2 separate regions of the Homo sapiens genome follow, and region 1 is linked to region 2. A link is an interaction called in ENCODE POLR2A ChIA-PET data of the cell type or tissue named here. Cell type or tissue: endothelial cell of umbilical vein. All regions are shown on one strand. Each heading gives the region's core, and the rest is flanking DNA. Links, peaks and the distances in the headings are about the cores only.

The links. Peaks named below come from ENCODE experiments on the same cell type or tissue, not always from the same donor. Only the 100,000 strongest peaks of a DNase experiment are listed, where the experiment ranks them.
Region 1: POLR2A ChIA-PET joins it to region 2 with 6 read pairs; 2 of 35 experiments call an interaction of 5 or more read pairs at or near these places.

The regions. Positions count from the first base shown.
Region 1 is chr19:49,159,426-49,165,835 of GRCh38, reverse strand. The region is part of intron 2 of TRPM4 (transient receptor potential cation channel subfamily M member 4); the gene reads right to left. Among named protein-coding and RNA genes, the nearest start is that of TRPM4, 4.8 kb to the right of the region's middle. RefSeq lists an enhancer at 1-509. In endothelial cell of umbilical vein, for the core only: no CTCF peak of the experiment used is centred there; a DNase peak (open chromatin) is centred at 3,675.
Region 2 is chr19:48,259,074-48,265,483 of GRCh38, reverse strand. ZNF114-AS1 (ZNF114 antisense RNA 1) reads left to right here. Exons shown (of 3, transcript XR_936008.4): 3 at 2,300-2,584. Among named protein-coding and RNA genes, the nearest start is that of CARD8, 6.4 kb to the right of the region's middle. RefSeq lists a silencer at 5,197-5,377 and an enhancer at 5,350-5,549. In endothelial cell of umbilical vein, for the core only: no CTCF peak of the experiment used is centred there; no DNase peak of the experiment used is centred there.

The DNA.
Region 1 (6,410 bases), core at 2,446-4,945, 900 kb before region 2:
GAAGCCAGTGAGTCCAGAAAGCCTGAGCAGGAAGAAGCAGGTCACTGTCACCTGAGGAGCCTCAAGTGGGAAGGCAGAGGGCCACTGGGGGTATCCTTGCTGTGCCCTGTGCCCCCATCCAAACACATGACGTTCAACACGAGAAAGAACATCCAGCGGGTAACTCAGGGAGAGCCCGCATGCTCGGGGCTGACGCGGCTGTGTGACTTTGGGCGAGCGGCTTCACCTCTCTGAGCCTAAATTTCCTCCTCTAATGAAAAGACAATAATAGCGCGGCCTACTCCACGGAGCTATGAGGAGCCAGGGAAAGAACGCCGTGTTTCCTGAAATGAGGCTCGCATACCAGTCCCAGCCAGAGGCAACGCGACACGAACTTCACACGGAGCTTAAAATAACCTTGAATAACGCAGTGAGAAAGTCATTCCTTTTTCAGTTCTCCTGACGACTGTCAAGGAGAGAGGCTCAGCCGGGTGCTAGAATATTTTTGAATGCCTAACCCTTTGCTACTCTTTTGAACAAGAAAAGCAGGCCTCGGGCTCAAAAAATGGAGCTGGCAACAGCCATCTAGCGAGTAGGGAAACACCTTTGTTTGCTTTTCATTGTCTTTGGCTTCTGTGTGGCTTGTTTCTTCCTCTCTGTGCCAAATGGAACAGGTTTCCATTTGGAAAGTTTCCACATATAAAACTTTCCCCCACCTAAAGAAATGCACAAGTCTCTCTTGCTTTCTAAAGGTGATTGGCACCTGAGTAAGTAACAGGGGTTTGGAGAATGAGAAATTCATTTGAAAATGTAGGGTCGGGTATGATGGCTCATGCCTGTAATCCTAGCACTTTGGGAGGCTGGGGCCAGAGGATCACCTGAACCCAGGAGTTCGAGACCAGCTGTGCAATATAGTCAGACCCTGTCTCTAAAAATAAATAAATAAATAAAATAAAATAAAATAAAATTAGCCAGGTGTGGCAGCATGTGCTTAGGAGGCTGAGGCAGGAGGATCACTTCAGCCTGGGAGATCAAGGCTGCAGTGATGCAGAGAGCTGTGACCACGCCACTGCACTCCAACCTGGGCAACAGAGTGAGACCCTGTTCAAAAAAAAGAAAAGAAGGAAAGAAAAGCAAGCAAGCAAGCAAGCAAGCAAGCAAGCAAGCAAGCAAGAGGCCGGGCGCAGTGGCTCATGCCTGTAATCCCAGCACTTTGGGAGGCTGAGGCGGGTGGATCATCTGAGGTCAAGAGTTTGAGACCAGACTGGCCAACATGGTGAAACACTGTCTGTACTAAAAAAAATACAAAAATTAGCTGGTCGTGGTGGCGGGTGCCTGTAATCCCAGCTACTCAGAAGGCTGAGGCAGGAGAATTGGTTGAACCCAGGAGGCAGAAGTTGCAGTGAGCCATCACACTATTGTACTCCAGCCTGGGAGACAAGAGCGAAACTCCATCTCAAAAAAAAAAAAAAAAAAAAAAAAAAAAAAAAAACTAAGGAAAGAAAGGAAGGAGGGAGGGAGAGAGACAGAGAGGGAGGAAGGAAAGGAAGGAAGGAAGGAAGGGAGGGAGGGAGGGAGGGAAAGAGAGAGAAAGAAAGAGAAAGAGAGAAAGAAAGAAAGAGAGAGAGAAAAGAAAAGAAAAGAAAGAGAAAGGAAGAAAGAAGGAGAAAAATGTATCTAAATTCTTTGTTCCAGATTCCAGGAGTTCAGATATCAGGGGAGACCTGTATTTACACAAACCTAGTGAGCAGATTTAAGAGCAATTTTACAGAAGGGATAGCAGAGGTGCTACAAGGATTTGGCAAAAGCCGTAAAGACACTAAAAGAACGGCTAACTGATCCACACATGGGATGAACCAAACACACTTAGGCCAGGTCCTGGCACAGTGAGAACTACAATAAAGTGTCTTCTTCATTCCTGAGTCTACCTCCAGGGCCCTGGCATGCCTCAGTTTACCGACTTTGTCCGTTCACCCATTTCAGCTCCATCCTTGAATCCCCTAGTTCCCCTGCAGCTACTTCCAACACCTGCAGCTACTTCCCAGAAAGTTTGCTCTTCTGAGCAAAACTTCAAGGACGGCTGGGCACAATCCAAGCACTTTGGGAGGTCAAGGCAGAAGGACTGCTTGAGCCCAGGAGTTTGAGAACAGCCTGGGCAATAGAGCGAGACCCCATCCCTACAAAAAAAATTGTTTTAATTAGCCAGGTGTGGTGGTGCACGCCTGTGGTTCCAGCTACTCAGGAGGCTGTAGCAGGAGGATCACTTGAGCTCAGGAGTTCAAGGCTGCAATAAGCCATGATCACACCACTGCAGTTCAGGCTAGGCAACAGAGCAAGACCATGTCACTAAAAATAAGAAATAAGGCCGGGCATGGTGGCTCATGACTGTAATCCCAGCACTTTGGGAGGCCAAGGCGGGCGGATCATGAGGTCAGGAGTTCGAGACCAGCCTGGCCAACATAGTGAAACCTTATCTCTACTAAAAATACAAAAATTAGCCGGGCATGGTGGTACGCGCCTGTAGTCCCAGCTACTCAGGAGGCTGAGGCAGGAGAATCACTTGAACCTGGGAGACGGAGGTTGTGATGAGCAGAGATTGTGCCACTGCACTCCAGCCTGGGCAACAGAATGAGACTCTGCCTCAAAAAAAAAAAAAAATAATAATAATAAAATAAAAGCTCTTCACGGAATAGTCTGGAGCTTGTACTGTCCAATGTGATAGCTGCATGGGTTCTTTGTAGCCATGGAGCTCTTTCTGTTCTAATAAGTTAAAATTAAATCAAATAAAAAATTCAGGTCAAGTGCAGTGGTTCATGCCTGTAATCCCAGAACTTAGGGAGGCCAAGGTGGGCGGATCACCTGAGGTCAGGACTTTGAGACCAGCCTGGCCAACATGGTGAAACCCTGTTTCTACTAAAAATACAAAAATCAGCTTGGCATGGTGGCGGGTGCCTGTAGTCCCAGCTACTCGGGAGGCTGAGGCAGGAGAATGGCATGAACCCGGGAGGCGGAGGTTGCAGTGAGCCAAGATTGCACCACTGCACTCCAGCCTGGGCGACAGAGCGAGACTCCACCTCAAAAAAAAATTCAGTTTCTCAGGTACAATGGCCATATTCCAAGTGCCCAGTAGCCCCCTGTGGCCAGGACTGCCATATTGGATGTAGACATAGAACGTTTCCAAAATCGTGGAAAATTCTGACATTCAGTGCTAGGAGCCATTCCTTCTGCACAGCTTGCCTCCTACACTCTTTCCTCGGTGGAGCCACAGAAACTGAAATAAATTGTTTTTTTGTTTGTTTGTTTGTTTTGTTTTGTTTTGAGATGGAGTCTCGCTCTGTCTCCCAGGCTAGAATGCAGTGGTACGATCTCAGCTCACTGCAACCTCTGCCACCTGGGCTCAAGCGACTCTCGTGCCTCAGCATCCTGAGTAGCTGGGATTACAGGCATGTGCCACAGTACCTGGCTAGTTTTTGTATTTTTAGTAGAGATGGGGTTTTACCACATTGGCCAGGCTGGTCTCAAACTCCTGACCTCAAGTGATCAGCCCACCTCGGCCTCTCAAACTGCTGGGATTACAGCTGTGAGTCACTGTGCCTGGCCTGAAATTGTTCTTGATAAAAATCATCAATTTCCTGCCTGGCTCCATATACAACGGCCCTTATTCAGGTTTCATCTGACTGTATCACAAGTGGCCCTGGCTACAGCTGAAAGGCTCTCATTCTGGAAACCCTCTCCTTGGCAGGATACCCCTGCCCCTCTGGCCTTCCTCCCCGCCCCGGCTGCTTCATGCCTGACTTGTTTGTGGCTTTCTCTTGCTTTTCACCTCCCTTGAGTGTAGGTGTTCCCAGTGCAAGCCTTCCCTACATGATTCTCAAACCCAATGTGTGCAGAGGCCAGTCAAGTAACTCAACAGAAAGAAGTAGCCAGGGCCAGGAGCAGTGGCTCACACCTGTAATCCCAGCACGTTGGGAGGCCCAGGTGGGCAGATCACTTGAGGTCAGGAGTTCGAGATCAGCCTGGCCAACATGGTGAAACCTTGTCTCTACTAAAAGTACAAAAATTAGCCAGGCGTGATGGTGGGTGCCTGTAATCCCAGCTACTCGGGGGGCTGAGGCAGGAGAATCGCTTGAACCCAGGAGGCAGAGGTTGAAGTGAGCCGAGATCGCACTACTGCACTCCAGCCTGGGTGATAGAGCGAGACTCCGTCTCAAAAAAAAAAAAGAGGTAGCCGGGTATGGTGGCTCTCGCCTGTAATTCCAGCACTTTGGCAGGCAGAGTGAGGTGGGAGGCTCACTTGAGTCCAGGAGTTGGATACCAGCCTGGTCTGGTATCAAAGGGAGACCCGGTTTCTACAAAAAATTTTAAAATTAGCCAGGCATGGTGGTGCATGCCTGTGGTCCCAGCTACTCCGGAGGCTCATGTGGGAGGATCGCTTGAGCCCAGCAGGTCAAGGCTGCAGTGAACCATGATCGTGCCACTCCAGCCTGGACAACAGAGCAAGACCCTGTCTCAAAAAAAAAAAAAAAAAAAAAAGAGAGAGAGACAGAAGACAGATATTTTTAAATGCTCTTCTAAACACACACACACACAAACACACGCACACAATTGGCTATAGAATTGCCAGTTTGCAACTCCCCTGACTTTACACGTTGTTTTCCCTGTGACGTCTTACCTACTTCCAGTTTCAATTACCAGCTACAACTCGGACCTCTCAGATTCTGGACATTAGTCCAGACCTTTCCCAATCTCAGTCCCCACATGCCCCTCGGTCCCCCTAGGCCGCTCATATGCACAGATTCCCACATTGCACTCAGCGACATTTCCCAAACCTGCTTGCCCTCCTGAGCTCTCCATCTCAGGGACAGCCCCACTGTGTCCCAGTCAGCAGAGCATACGTCCCGGAGCCATCCACCGATGGCGGCACCCCCTCTCTCCCTCATCACCCTCATCAAGCCCCAAGCTCTGCCTTCCTGCCCCCTGAGTCTTTGCCCCATGCCCTCCTCTCTGTGTCCCGAAAGCCCTGACCTGGCTCAGGCCACTACCCCTCCCGCTCAGACGCTCTCTACAGCCTCCTCCCGAGCTCCTGTTCATCCTCTCCCAGCCCCAGAAAGTTTTTCCACACCCAGAGCCAACCCCACTGCTGCGGTGATGCCCCAGCTCCCAAGGACAAGATCCCAGCCCCTTAGGGTGGCCTCTGACACCCTGCAAGCTCTGGCCCTGCCCTCCTCTGCAGCCTCTTCTCTCATGACAGTGCTCCCTGCACCCTGAACTTTGATTCATATTCAAGCCAAACCATATGGTCCTTAGCAAGGACTTTGCACATGCTGTTCAAATCACTTTTTTCTTTCTTTCTTTCTTTTTTTTTTTTTTTTTGAGATGGAGTCTTGCTCTGTCACCCAGGCTGGAGTGCAGTGACGTGATCTCTGCTCATAGTAGCCTCCGTCTCCCAGGTTTAAGTGATTCTCCTGCCTCCTGAGTAGCTGGGATTACAGGCATGCGCCAATACGCCCAGTTAATTTTTGTATTTTTAGTAGAGATAGGGTTGCACCATGTTAGCCAAGCTGGTCTCGAACTCCTGACTTAGGTGATCCACCCGCCTCGGCCTCCCAGATTGTTGGGATGACAGGCGTGAGCCACAATGCCCGGCCCCAAATCGCTTTCCATGGGCCTCTCTCCAGCTCACTTTCAAATGTCACCTCACTAGCCACTCTTCCTCCCTCCAGAAACCATTAGTGACATTTTGTGTCCCCTCCCAGTCTTAAGCAAACACCTCCTCCCAGCTCTCACAGAGCCCAGTGGCTCGTCTTTGGGAGCTGCAACCCCTTGCCTTACTATAATTATCTTCTGCGTTTCTTCCTCCTCAGGCCAGACCAGAGTTTCCTAAATTGTCTTGACCACACTGACCTATCAGTAAAAAGGTTTTGAGCACTCACGTCCAACAAGCGCATATCTGTTTATTTATCCATCATTTACAAGCCATACTGCACTAATATATAGTCATAACAAAATACACACTGAAGTAGGAATGTGGATACTTCCCGCACCCCAAAAACTGTCTTGAAAAACAACTAGAGGGCTGGGCGCGGTGGCTCACACCTGTAATCCCAGTACTTTGGAAAGCCAAGGCAGGTGCATTGCCTGAGATCAAGAGTTCAAGACCAACCTGGGCAACAGGGTGAAATCCCGTCTCTACTAAAATACAAAAAATTAGCTGGGCATGGTGGTAGGCACCTGTAATCCCAGCTACTAGGGAGGCTGAGGCATGAGAACTGCTTGAACCCAGGAGGTGGATGTTGCAGTGAGCTGATATCGCAACACTGCACTCCAGCCTGGGCGACAGAGCCAGACTCTGTCTCAAAAAAACAAAAAACAAAAAACTAGAAAGCCTGGGCCAGGTGCGGTGGCTCACACCTGTAATCCTAGCGCTTTGG
Region 2 (6,410 bases), core at 1,440-3,939:
TTTGGCCGGCTCCTTTACTGCAACCTGTTTTATCAGCAAGGTCTTTATGACCTGTATCTTGTGCCGACCTCCTATCTCATCCTGTGACTTAGAATGCCTTCATCATTTGGGAATGCAGCCCGGTAGGTCTCAGCCTCATTTTCTCCACCTCCTACTCAAGATGGAGTTGCTCTGGTTCAAATGCCTCTGACAAAATGTCTACGGAGGCCGGGCGCGGTGGCTCATGCCTGTAACCCCAGCACTTTTGGAGGTTGAGGCGAGTGGGTCATGAGGACAGGAGTTCAAGACCAGCCTGGCCAACATGGTGAAACCCCCATCTCTACTAAAAATACAAAAATTAGCTGAGCGTGGCGGTGGGCACCTGTAATCCCAGCTACTCAGGAGACTGAGGCAAGAGAATCATTAGAACCTGAGAGGCAGAGGTTGCAGTGAGCTGAGATCATGCCATTGCATTCCAGCCTGGGCAACAAGAGCGAAACTCCATCTCAAAAGAAAAAAAAATGTCTATGGGAGGTGGGCAGTCTCCCATAGCTGGGACATCAGCGGTCTGTGGTGACAGCCTGTCATCCCTCTGTCCCTTCACTAACCCCTCCCCTAGGAGCCTTTCAGTGCTGGGAACTGGCCCTAGCGTTCAGCTACCCCACACCACATTCCCAGGTTCCTAGCTCTTCAGCCCTGTTGTCTGCATGCCTCTGTATCAACTCTTGGTGTTTTTCCTACGAAGATCTTCTCTAAGTCTGTTGGTTTATCCAATATCTTGGTTTCTCTTGGTGGGAGTGGTGCTTCTGGGCTGTGTCCAGTCAGGCATCTTGACCCTCCTCTAGGCATGATTTTGAAAATTTAATCTGTTCCCTGACTTCCTGGAAACATAAGCTGGCTGGGAAATGGGCTTGCGAGACATTGTGACATCCCGAGGAGACTTCTCCTCATTGGGAGGGATCAGAGGCTGCCCTTGCTCTTCTCCCTTTTGTCTCTTGTGAGATGTGAAGCTTCATGTGAATATTGTGTGGAGCCAACACCATGGAAGGCAAGGTGGACACCTGGAGAAACGTTCCTTCCCTGTGGTGTTTTTGGAGCTCATGGATCAGCCTCCCTAGGGTCAGTCCTACCTTCTGTCCTTGCATTCAACGGAGCCAGGACACTCTCTTTATATTTTTACTGCATTGAAGTTGAACTTTCAGTCATTTGCCACACAAGAGTTTACACAGATCCAGAGGACATTGCAGATTGCTGCCCTGGGTGATTTAAAAAATTAATCTGGAGATGACATTAGGAGATAGAGCATTGTAGACCTGGATCCATTACTTGCCAGTTAATGGAAATTTACTTTTTTTTTTTTTTTTTTTTGAGACAGAGTCTCACTCTGTCTTCCAGGCTGGAGTGCAGAGGCACGATCTCGGCTCACTGCAACCTCCGCTACCTGGGTTCAACCAATTCTCGTGCCTCAGCTTTCCAAGTAGCTGGGATTACAGGCATGGGCCACCACGCCCGGCTAATTTTGTATTTTTAGTAGAGACGGGGTTTCTCCATATTGGTCAGGCTGGTCTCGTACTCCCAACCTCAGGTTATCCGCCAGCCTCAGCCTCCCAAAGTATTGGGATTATAGGCATGAGCCACCGTGCCCAGCCTGCATTTCATTTAACTTTGCTACACTGTATATGTTGTGTAGGTACTGGACAAATGGGTCCTAATTTTATAATATCTAGTATCTAGATATTAAAGAGTTTGTCAATATAAGACAAAACTAGAGTTAGTAAACTAATATATTTTGTACACTTTGTGTTAAAATTAATTAAAAGGCTATCTTCCGAAAAGGACTTTTGGAAGTGAAATGGTGATTATTTTCCTTGCCTTCCATTCTTCTCTCGTACAACTCTAATCATTTTTCTTGCCTAAATTGTCACCTTGATTTCTTTAAAATACTTGGGTTTAGGGACCGTTGTCTAATCCATTACCTTCACCGGCTCTGCTATGACATTTTTTAAAGATTAGATTTTTAAAATAATGGCTTTATGGATATATAGTTCACAAACCACACAATTCACCCACTTAAACTATACAATTCAATGTTGTATATATAGTATAGTTATGAAGTTGTACAACCACCACCACACTCAGTTTTAGGACAGCGTCATCACCTCAAAAAGAAACTCATTAAGTGGCACTCCCCGTTCCCCACAGGCACGCACACCCAGCCACAGGCACCCACGCATCCACCTTCTGTCTCCATAGGTTTACTCATTCTGACGTTTGATTTAATAGGAGTTGTTATGGACTGAATGTATGTGTCCACCCTCAGGTTCACGTGTTGAAATCCTAACTCCAAATATGATGATAGGAGGAGATGGGGCCTTCGGGAGGTGATGAGGTCATGAGGGTGGAATCCTCATGAATGGTCTCAACGCCCTTAGAAAAGAGACCCCAGAGACCTCGCTCCCGCTTTCTACTGTGGGAGAATGCAGCAAGAAGTCAGCCGTCTATGAACAAGGAAGCAGGTCCTCTCCAGGCACTGAATGTACCAGTGCCTTGATCTTGGACTTCCCAGCCTCCAGAACTATGACAATAAATTCTGTTGTTTAAGCTACATGGTCTATGATACTTTTGTTAAAGAAGCCCAAAGTGACTAAGACAGGCATCAAACAATATATTGTCCTTTGTGATGGATCCTTTCACTTTGCATAATGTTTTCAAGGTCTATCCATTTTATACCACATAACAGCACCTCCTTTGCTTTCATGGCTGAATAATATTCCACCGTATGGAGACACCACGTATTCTCTGTCCATTCAGCAGACGATAGACATTTGGGTGAGTTCCACTTTGGGGCTGTTATGAAAAATGATACTGTGAATATTCAGGTACGAATTTCCATGTGGACAGATTATTTCCTTCTCTTGGGTGCATACTTAGGAGTGGAGTTGCTGGGTCATATGGTAACTCTATGTTTACCCTTCAAGGAACTGCCAGACTGTTTTCCAAAGCGCCAATTTCCATTCCCACCAGCAGTGTAGGAGGGGGCCAGCTTCTCCATATCCTCACCTATAATTGTTATTATGGGCCTTTTAAAAATGGCCATTCTAGTACGTGTAAAGTGATATCTTATTGTAATTTTTGAAGATTAATTTTTATATAGTGGTAAAAATAGATATTATTAATAGCATTGTAGACACTTTGGATAACAGAAAAGAAAATTAGTGAATTACAAATTGCTCAAAATCCAAACACCCATAAATAATCCATCTTAACTTTTTGACTATTTGGTTTTATTAAATATATTAAAATGGGGTGACCGGGCACGGTGGCTCAGGCCTGTAATCTCAGCATGTTGGGAGGCTGAGGCAGGTGGATAGCCTGAGCCCGGGAGTTCCAGACTTGCCTGGTCAGCATGGCGAAACCCCATCTCTACTAAAAATACAAAAATTAGCCGGGCATGGTGGTGCACGCCTGTAATTCCAGCTACTCCAGAGGCTGAGATAGGAGAATTGCTTGAACCCAGGAGGCGGAGGTTGCAGTGAGCTGAGATCTTGCCACTGCACTCCAGCCTGGGTGACAGAGTGAGACTCTGTCTTCAGAACAAAAAATAAATAAAAAAAATAGTGTAATACTCTGCCTATTTTTTAAAACGAACTATTTGTATCCAAGGAATGCAACTTAATTTTAATAAATCAAATTGTGTTTAACACTCACCATCATACAGCACTCCACTGTCTCACCATCCTCTCTCTGCAATATTGTTTCAAGCATCTTTAAACAGACAAGTAGGTTTACCATTTCTGGTTGCAGGGAACTAGTGGGTGCACCTCTGAATCACCCACAAGTTGATCTTATCCATAGATCAAGTCTTAACACCATCTTGGAACAAAGCCCTACAATTTTGTTTGTGCGATTACAGTGTGTCCAGCATAGTGTGGCCTCAGACTCTGTGCTGTTTATTTAAGATGCTGAAAAAAAATGCGTGACCAGATCAGTTTCCATACTGAGTTGAGCTCTTCACAATTACTATTAGAGATTTACAGATCAAAACAAGAATTCTGGGCAGATACATCAGGCTCTTGCTGTGACATTGCACGTAATTCTGTCAGTAGACAAGGCTAGAGAGGGTATACTTTTATATTATATTACCACATAAAACAAGCTGTAATTATATCTCTGCTACTGAGCAATGCAAAACCAACTCCTAATAAGCACCATATTAAGACTAACAGTAAAGCTGCTGAATGAAATTCACAATTTCTTTTGTGGTAGTTTTTGTTCTTTGTTTGCATCTCACTATTGTTATATAGTCACGTCATTTTGAAGTTCTTCACAACTTAAGAAGAAAGTGTAACAATTGAATTAATTATTCAAAGTTCACTTTGGTTGCAATATTTTGGTTTGTTTTTATTCTGAGGGAACTGGCCATTTAATATTGGAGAGTTCTAAGTTCTTTTTTGTTTTTTTTAGACGGAGTTTCTCTCTTGTTGCCAAGCTGGAGTGCAATGGCGCGATCTCAGGTTCAAGCAATTCTCCCGTCTCAGCCTCCTGAGTAGCTGGGATTACAGGCATGCGCCACCACACCTGGCTAATTTTGTATTTTTAGTAGAGACAGGGTTTCTCCATGTTGCTCAGGCTGGTCTTGAACTCCCGACCTCAGGTGATCTGCCTGCCTTGGCCTCCCAAAGTTCTGGGATTACAGACGTGAGCCATCGTGCCCAGTCTGAGAGTTCTAAGTTCTTAGAAGGTGGTTGTGTTTACCTACTAAAATTTTATTGGTAGCAATAATCATCTAATGGAAATTCAGAGAAGTGATTTTAAAGATTTGAATTCCAAAACCCTATACAAACGTTTTATTTTACCACCAATGAATTTATCTGCAACACCTGAGTTGTGGGGCGGAAAGCCACCCAGGTGCCGAGGCGAGAGACCGAGGGCACGAGCTGTTCCAGTATAATAAAGAAAATATAGAAAATAAGAATAGTTATACTAGATCTAGATCATAGATATGATTATATATGAATATCATTAATCATTAGTTTGTAGCAATTACCCTTTATTCCAATGTTATAATAATCCTCGCTCTACAATCATAACCTAGGAAAAACCAGGCCATACAGAGATAGGAGCTGAAGGGGCACGGTGAGAAGTGACTAGAAGACGAGAGTGCGAGCCTTCTGTCACACCCAGACATGGCCACTAGAGGGCTCCCTGGTCTAGCGGTAATGCCGGCGTCTGGGAAGGCACCTGTTACTTAGCGGACCTTGGTCTAGCGGTAGCGTCAGTGCCTAGAAAAGGCACCCGTTACTTAGTGGGCCAGGAAAGGGAGTCTCTCTTTCCCCGGGGGAGTTAGAGAAGACTCTGCTCCACCGTCTCTTGTGGAAGGCCTGACATCAGTCAGGCCCGCCCGCAGTTATCCGGAGGCCTAACCGGCTCCCTGTGATGCTGTGCTTCAGCGGTCACGCTCCTGTTTCACTTTCATGTTCCACTCTGTACACCTGGCTCCGCCCTCTAGATAGCAGTAGCAGAATTAGTAAAAGTACTAAAAGTCTCTGAAATGCAGAAATAATGGCATAAGCTGTCTCCTCTCTCTCTCCACCAGGGCTGCCAAACAGGGAGGGGCCCCCTGTCCGGTGGAAACGTGACTCATGTGACCTTATCAATCATTAGAGATGACTCACACTCCTTACCCTGCCCCTTTTGCCTTGTATCCAATAAATATCAGCACAGCCAGGCATTCGGGGCCACTGCTGGTCTCCGCATCTTGGTGGTAGTGGTCCCCCGGGCCCAGTTGTCTTTTCTTCTATTTCTCTGTCTTGTGTCTTTATTTCTACGATCTCTCGTCTCCGCACAACGGGAGAAAGACCCACAGACCCTGTAGGGCTGGCCCCTACACTGAATGTCTGTTTATTTATATGCATAATAATCAACTCACATGTTCCAACTGAACAAACCAAATATTTCTATCCAATTTTCAATAAAAATATAAAAATCTACATATTTCATGTGTTTATGTTTGTTATGTCTCTCACAGCCTGCAACAAATTTAATTTAGCTATCCTCTGAACTACAAGCTTCCCTTTGTTGTAACGAACACTTTTCTTTTACTTAAGTATCGTTATTCCAGAGTTAATATAGTATGCATTCAAATTACTTCTTATTTAGTATTATTTTACCTAGTACCATTATATATTTAATTTTTTCTCATGAAGCCAGGCACAGTGGTTTGTGCCTGTAGTCCCAGCTACTCGGGAGGCTGAAGTGAGAGGATCCCTTGAGCCCAGGAGTTTAAGGTCGCAGTGAGCTATGATGGCACCGCTGCATTCCAGTCTGGGCGACAAAGCAATACCTCATTTCAAGAAACAAAATGGAATCTTTTCCTTATAAGAATCTTAAAGAAGGTGTACATTATCTTGGCTAACTTTCTATAGGATTAA